Regions from separate parts of the Mus musculus genome. Here regions 1 and 3 are each linked to region 2. A link is a loop called in an ENCODE intact Hi-C map of the cell type or tissue named here. Cell type or tissue: heart. All regions are shown on one strand.

What was found. Hi-C counts contacts between places; a loop is a spot of excess contacts. Peaks named below come from ENCODE experiments on the same cell type or tissue, not always from the same donor. Only the 100,000 strongest peaks of a DNase experiment are listed, where the experiment ranks them.
Region 1: a loop joins it to region 2, with 12 times the contacts of the local background. A loop is called at or near these places in 22 of 42 quality-filtered maps.
Region 3: it touches region 2 in a loop (8-fold over the local background); 7 of 42 quality-filtered maps call a loop at or near these places.

The regions. Positions count from the first base shown.
Region 1 is chr6:6,884,037-6,886,536 of GRCm38, reverse strand. No RefSeq gene overlaps it. Among named protein-coding and RNA genes, the nearest start is that of Dlx5, 3.2 kb to the right of the region's middle. In heart, a CTCF peak has its summit at 1,405 (motif pointing right); no DNase peak of the experiment used is centred here; H3K27me3 peaks cover 697 bases.
Region 2 is chr6:6,004,605-6,007,104 of GRCm38, reverse strand. It overlaps Dync1i1 (dynein cytoplasmic 1 intermediate chain 1), which reads right to left. Exons shown (of 17, transcript NM_010063.4): 15 at 695-835. Among named protein-coding and RNA genes, the nearest start is that of 1700019G24Rik, 28 kb to the right of the region's middle. In heart, a CTCF peak has its summit at 1,293 (motif pointing left); a DNase peak (open chromatin) is centred at 1,194; H3K4me3 peaks cover 1,466 bases; H3K27ac peaks cover 1,036 bases.
Region 3 is chr6:6,913,891-6,916,390 of GRCm38, reverse strand. No RefSeq gene overlaps it. Among named protein-coding and RNA genes, the nearest start is that of Gm22155, 9.1 kb to the left of the region's middle. In heart, a CTCF peak has its summit at 1,037 (motif pointing right); no DNase peak of the experiment used is centred here.

The DNA of each region.
Region 1 (2,500 bases), 880 kb before region 2:
GCAGTTTGTTCCTTAGTTTTCCCAGTCACTACTCTCATCTAATCATATCGATCCATAGAACTGCAGTCACATGGCCATCATACAGAACAGTGTAGAGCTATTCCTTTAATAACTTACTAAGTTATTATGCAATCATAGTGCTCTATCTCAAAGATAGCTATGGTGTTATTGAAATAAAGTGGTTACTCAGATCTGCCTTCACAGAACGCATGACCCAATCAGTCTTGTTTTTGAGATCTGTGAAATAAATAAATAAATAAATAAATAAATAAATAAATACACAATCCATGCCCACACACCTTTGATCCCAGGATGTGGGAGGCAGAAGTAGGCAGATCTCTGAGACTGAGGCCAGCCTGATCTACAGAGTAAGTTTCAGAACAGCCAGAGCTACACAGAAAAACCCTGTCTCAAACAAAAACAAACAAACAAACAAACACGCCCTCCATGAATCATGATCAATAAAAACACAACAGAGACCTTCCCTGCTAGCAGTTCTCCGTGGCAAATAAAGAAAAAGACAAAGCACAAGACTTTAATAAAAAAAAGCAGATGTGACCCTGATACACACATACACACACACACACACACACACACACACACACACATATATATACATATGTGTGTGTGTGTGTATATATATATGTATGTATATATATATATATATATATATATATATATATATCCAAGACAGCCTTGCTTACATCAAGTGTGCATGTGTAACACCAGCATATATTATGCAATCCTGTATCTGAATGCTGTGTAAAATGTAATATAAAGTTCCCATCTTTAAAAACAAAACCTTAGATTTTTTTTGTGCATTGAAGTGAGTCTCACACTCAAAGTTAAGGGATGCTCTATTCCCACTTAAAGAGATTTTCAGATGGAGCAGAAAAGGGAAAAGACTTAATATTGCCATTAATTTATCTGACCTACTGGGGAAGGGGTAGCTCAGCTGACAGATGAGGCAAGCACAAACCCTGAGTTAGATGGCCAGCACCACACCATCCTTTTTTACACAGAAAGTTCGTGGCCAGCCTGGGATACATGAGGTTCTGCATCTAAATAAGTGAATATATAAAATATATAAAATGGCATACCCGTACAAACTCGCCTTCCGTGGGGTTTACGCTGTTGACTCAGAGTGGCACCACTCTCCAGCAGAAGCCTGACTGGCCCTCATTTGCATGGAAAGGGGAGTGCTGCCTCAGATTGTCTAGAAAGAGGATGACTCTCAACGTCCTCCAATCGCCTCACAACTATGTAAGAGAGAAAGGAAAAAGCGTGGTATGGAGAAAAGGGTTTATTGGAAGTTGAGACAAAACATGACCGCCTTTCAAGACCAGCCTGAGTGATTCTGAGCTGGGGACATTTGCTGAATCCACACTGTTCCTGGCGGACACTGGGTGGCGCTCGTGGTAAAGGCTTGCGCTTCTTTAGGGTCTTTTCCCCCCCATCGCCACAAGCCCTTTGCAAACTTCAGCTACCCAAAGAAATTACAGGCTCCCTACATGTCTCAGCAGGGAGCTTTGCTGGAGGAATTTGTGATACTATGGGATCCTTTCTCCGCCGATGCGTCAGTTGGGATTTGAGAAGCACTAGTGTACTATCCCTAGCCATGGCGTCAGATCCACCTCCTCAGAACTGACAAAATTAACATCCCTGGCCAGAAAAAAACCCAAAGTGTGGCTCCAAAAGTGCTGACCAGACTTGTAGCTCGGCCTGCAGCACACAGAACACAGGGAGTGTCCTTGTGAAAGGAAACAGGACTACATATTGTGAGCAGACTCGAGGCTGTCTATAGTGGCCCTTACTTGACTGTATTTAAGGAAAGGATGGAAAGTGACAAAACTCAACTCAGAAAAGCCATAAAGAAAGTTGAGATTGGTGAATTTCAAAGAGGCTCCAAGTTGGTGATTTCACCCTGAACTGGACTTACTACAACAGGTTTACATCTGCATAAAGGCCAGTCTTTCAGCACTTCAGGTTATATGTAGAGATGGCGCATTCTTTTCTCCTTACCCATCCTTTTTCATTATTCATATATGTATATATATATTTCATTGTTCATAAATACATTTTTGTGTGTAATATATCTTTACATGCGTATATGTGTATATATGTGTAATATATACAGACATGTGCAATAATGTATGTGTGTACATCCATATGTGTAAATGCATATCTCCACTGAGAAAAGGAAGCAGCGAGTAAATGCTAGCAAGATGTAGAATTATCTTACCAATATAACATGAAGTATATCTGCAGTTTCCAGTATCAGGGTCATGGGAAGCTGCCTTCTCACCAAGGTTTAAGAGAACTATTAGACTCCTTCTGGCGATAATGACCATGCTGACCTTTTTCCTCCTGGTTATTACATTTAAATTTATAGTAAATAAAATTGGGGCCTGTGATGGGATCACCCATCTCTCTGCACTTTTTTTTTTTATAACCTCTGAACACTTTGACCAGCTCAAGGCATTGATTTGTAAGGCCCCAT
Region 2 (2,500 bases):
TCAAAAATATTCATTTTGTTATCAACTGTTTTTTTTTTAAATAGATGCCTATTTTATCTTGTGAATGACTTTAAATGTGACACGTTAAAATCCCATTTTAAAGACGAATTGAGTTTTGCATACATGTATAAACTTAGACACTATGGCCTTTGAGTTCAATATTGTAGACAAGGAATATTTCCATAGCAATAAATCAAATGGATGGTAGAACTAAACAGAAAGCAGTGTAGAGAACCATCTTCAATGGAGTCGAAACAGAAATTGTACAAATAGCCAGCGTTGACAGAGTAACCTCATTTCAATAATCCAGTCTAAAAACAGCACCCACAAAAGCTTACTTTTCCAAGTCTCTGCCAATAAAGTTATTTCAACACGATGTGTCCTTCCCCTTAGGGAAAAGTGTGAACACACTTTGTGCTGTTGGGGGAAAAGATGTGTGTGGGGCAGAGTCGTTAACTGTCTAAGATCTGGTACAGTTTAGGGATGAAGTGACATGGAGTTTTGGCCAATGCATCTGTTGGTTCCCTTCTGGGAAGTCAAGAATTGGGGGTTGAGAGTGGGGGCAATGGACTGTACCCAGAGGCAATTGTAGGGTCTGTCCACAAAAGGCTCCCCCCCCCCCCACGAAGGACCAGACTGCAGAGTGACCCGGGTCCCCCTTTCCCATCCCTGGGCCCGGGCGCCTGTCGCTCACCTCGGTGTCACTGTTGAGGTTCCAGAGGTCCAAGCGCCCCATCCCGTCCACGCAGGCAAAGAGCGCGGGATGCACGGGGGACCACATGACATCGTACACATAGTCTGCATTGTCTTCAAAGGAGTAGAGCGGCTTGTTGTGCTGTAAAGCAGAGAGACCGTGAAGACTTAGTGGCGCTGCCGCCGCCTCGGGCTGTCTAGAGAGCCTAATTAAAAACTTTGCACATTCACCAAGTGTCATAAAACTTCCCGAGATGAAAGTCCTCGAGAAGGTGAACCGGAGCTTTAATGTGACTACAACTGTCCAGTGGCATAAATAAATCCCCGGGGGTGGGGTGTACTTTGAATGGGCCGGGGCCGGGACCCGCGGAGCGAGGCGGTTTCAGACACAGTTGTAAGCGACATTCCAGACAGGTGGACGCGACTGCCATTAGCTCGGAATTCTTGCCAGGCCAAGCTGTGCATGCAGGTCGCGGGAGCCTGAACCCAGCAGTGGGCTGAGGGGCTTGGACCTGCTGGCATGCTCCGAAGCCCGGGCGGTCCCTGGCGACCCTGGCTCTGCACCGAAGGCAACGTCTGCCACCTCGTGGACCTCCCTTGTCGCTGCAGCAACGATGGCTTCTTCCAGTCCAACTGCAGGCCAAATTCATATTTTAACTCTTTTTGTGCGGCGAGGGAAGGAGACAAATACCTTTAAATGCGGGTTTGCGCTCTTACAGAAAAGTGGAAATCTCTCCACTCAAGACCTTAGCCTCCCTGTATGGGGTTAGTTCGCCAGAACCAAGTGGAGCAATGTGGCTCATTCTAGAACCTCTGAACTTACACAGAAAATATGACTTCCTTTCTAAATCACCAAGGATTTCCAAGACCCCTACAGTTGATGTTCTGAGGGGAAACACAGAGCATTTTTCCACTGCATACAAATGCCTCCACTCCAGAGGGATATAATAAATTAAAATGGCACACTTGATTTCCAGCGAATATTGTCACATCAAAATAGCACAGAAGTCAGAGGCAAGTTTGAAAGTACACCAGAAATAAAACGTAATTGGACTTTATGAATTATTCATTCCATCTGGCTTGTCTTATTCTAATTTCTGCATAATGGCTTTACTAATCCCTGATCAATTAATGTAAAATGAAATTTAAATGATAATGAAAGCCCTAGAGATAAAAGAAATTAACTATTCTTATATCCTCTGACAGAAATCTAAACAATGGGAATTTTTGTCTTCTTCCTCCAGTCAGCTGTCTGCACTCTCTTCTCAGGCTCTGTGGAATGTCTACACAGGCCAGGGCCTTAAGATCAAGAAAAGATAACATACAATGTAACAATCAAATCCTTTCTGCCTTGGATATTCAAAGAACTCATCTGTAGGGAATCCGCTCCAAGTTATCAGCGAGAACTGCCAATGTGTGCTGCTTGTGAATGCGAGATGCCCACAGTACATGGGCTGAGATTAGAGCGGCGAGAATCAGTGCAAACCCACAGTTCTTAAACTGAAACCGAATGCACCGACGTGTTAGGGGAGTGACTGTAACTTCCATTATTTGCATTTCCTTGACGCGTAAAAGTAACTGGTTTGATGCAAACAAAGTTTAGATAGATTAGGGCAGCACAGATTGTAGATAAACTAGTGTGTGTGTGTGTGTGTGTATTTGTGTTTGAGTGTGTGTGAGTTTGTGTGTGATGTTTTTTAAAGAGATAGATGCGTCATATTTTTAACTTCAAAAGTATTTCTGAGGAAATATAATTTGAAAAAAATACCCACCATTGAAACACCAAGAAGGAACAAACTAAACATTT
Region 3 (2,500 bases), 910 kb before region 2:
CAGGTATGAAAGAAGAATTCCATATTATTCCATGTCATTTACCCCGTAATAGAGTATCCAGTGTATGTAAAAGAATGTCTTGTAATGCCTGGAGAATCTTTTAGGAATAAATTTTTACACCTCAAGCTGATATATGGCTTTTCACTTCAGTTTAAAATTATAGGAGCAGTTACCAAAAACTATCGTCCATAAGCTAGTCAAACAAAGAGAGTTAAGCCTTTCTGCTGAAACTTGAGAACAAATTAAGGATTGCCTAGGAGAGATTATGTTTTCCATGTTTGTACTGTTAGTATTTATGAAAATACCGAAAGCAATCTCTGATTTTGCAGTTTTTAGTCACTAGCATATGAGACCAGCATGAGACATCAGTAAAGCGGCTTCACCCTTCATTGTGTTATACCAATTGTGAATCAACAGAGTTGGGGAGTAAGATATGGCTCCATAGACTAGATGAAGATAAAACAAGCTTTGAAGACGGGCGTTAAAGAAGAGAAGAGGGACACAGCCAGGAGTGGAGAAATGGTGAGAGTTCCAGAGGGCACTGGGCAAACGGACTTGGCTGGAGTAGAGAAATGAGTTGAGGGTGGCTTGAAAGCCAGACAAGCGTGAGGGAACTTAGTGTGGTGAGGTGTCTCGGAGCTGCTGAGAGACGGATGCAAGTTCCTCTTTGGGGAGATCTGCCTGGTGGTAGCCTTCTGGTGCTGATCGTGGGGGCGGGGCTGGACAAGGCAAAAGCGGCTTGAAGCAGCTGAGAGCATTCTACTCTTCACAAATCCTGCTGGGCTGTCAGACTTGTACTTTTAAATGTGTGAGCCCAATTATCCTCTTTGGACTATCCTACAAGGAGACTTTTAGAAAAGTCAAAGAGATACTCAGACTTAAACATCTGAGTCCCAGTCCTCACGGCTTTGGAGCACACTGGAGATCCTGGGGAGCCGTTTTAAGGTGGATATTTGTAGTGTCACCTTTAAACACTTAACTCTAATAGGACTCTTTCTGAAGGGACCCTTCAAAGGAGAGGGAATGCAGTATGCACGACCACTAGATGTCACTGTTGCTAGGCTACCTCAAGTTTAGAAGTACAGTATTCAGAGAGCTTGAAGAGTCTTCAAATCAAAAGGGGGGGAAATGTAAGTTTATTATACTTGCTGCCAAAATGCTTGTCACCCCTGCTCTCTGCCACCACACACACACATCCATATTCTTCCTAAAAGGCAAATTCAAGACACTCGTCTTGAGGGTTTGTGACGATGTCTAAAACTAGTATGTTCCAATTGTCCCCTTTATCCCCTGGTGCTAGAGACTGAGACCCTAGGCTCCACCACTGAACAATAGCCTCTGCCTCTTTGTGATTTTTATCTGGAGCCAGTGGCTCACTAAATGACTGAGATTGCCCTTGAACTTTCTCTGGAGCACAGGCAGGCCTTGGACCTGTGCTGTGTGTGGTGATTACAGGCTTGCACCACCAGGGCCAGCCTGACTTTTGTCACAGAAGCACCCTCTTTTAAGTGCTGTGTTCTCTGTGGCTGTGTGAAATGAGCTCTTGCTTTTTAAGCAGTATTCTTGGCCATGTTGCCACTGTGGAGTAGTCCCTTTGCAAATGACTTCTGAAAACATTTCATATGTTCAGCTCTGACTTGGGGTACTTGGTTTAGTTGCATGTGTCCCAGGTTCATGGCTACAGTAGAATTCCTGAGTCCTCTGTGGGACTGTCTCATAATGCAGCTTTTACTACAACGGAGACCTTGAAAACCCAAGTCACATTTTATTATGTGTTTACACAGTCCTAATTACCACACCATTAAAAATATTTTAAATATTTCAATTATTTTATATGTTTAGACTATAGACTATGGTCTGAACATAACAACCTGTAATACCATGTTTGGGTACCTAATAAAAGCTCTTAAGTAGCACAGTATGTACTCTTTGTAAATAAACACTGTATAACATACCTTATGAAATATTTAAAAGCCATCTTCTCTAGTAACTAAATGTTATTAAACCAAAATTCTTTCCCCACTACTCTCCCATATTGCTTACTCTTCCCACTGCCCTAATAGAATGCTCTGACAGAAACAATTTGCAGGGAAATGGGAAGGATTTATTTTGGCTTAGAGGTCCAGGAAACACAGTCCACTGCGCTGGGGCAGGCCTGGAAATACACAGAGGCTGACCACACTGCACCCATCCTCAAGATCCAGAAGCAACCACTAGCGCTCAGCTCACCTCCCATGGGTCTTTTCCCCCCAATTAACCTAGTCTATAAACTCTCTCAGCCGTCGTGAGGCTTGGCTCCTGGACCATCCTGTCAAGTGAGCAGCCCATATTAACCATCACATCCTGTAAGATAAAGCCTTTTAGGTGGCTCAGCAGATAAAGATGCTTCTCATCAAACCTGAAGACCTGAGCTCCATCCCCAGGAATCTCATGCTGGGAAGAGAGCCCAGACTCTGCATACTCTAAGATACTAAGATACTCTAAGATACTCTTCAAAGTG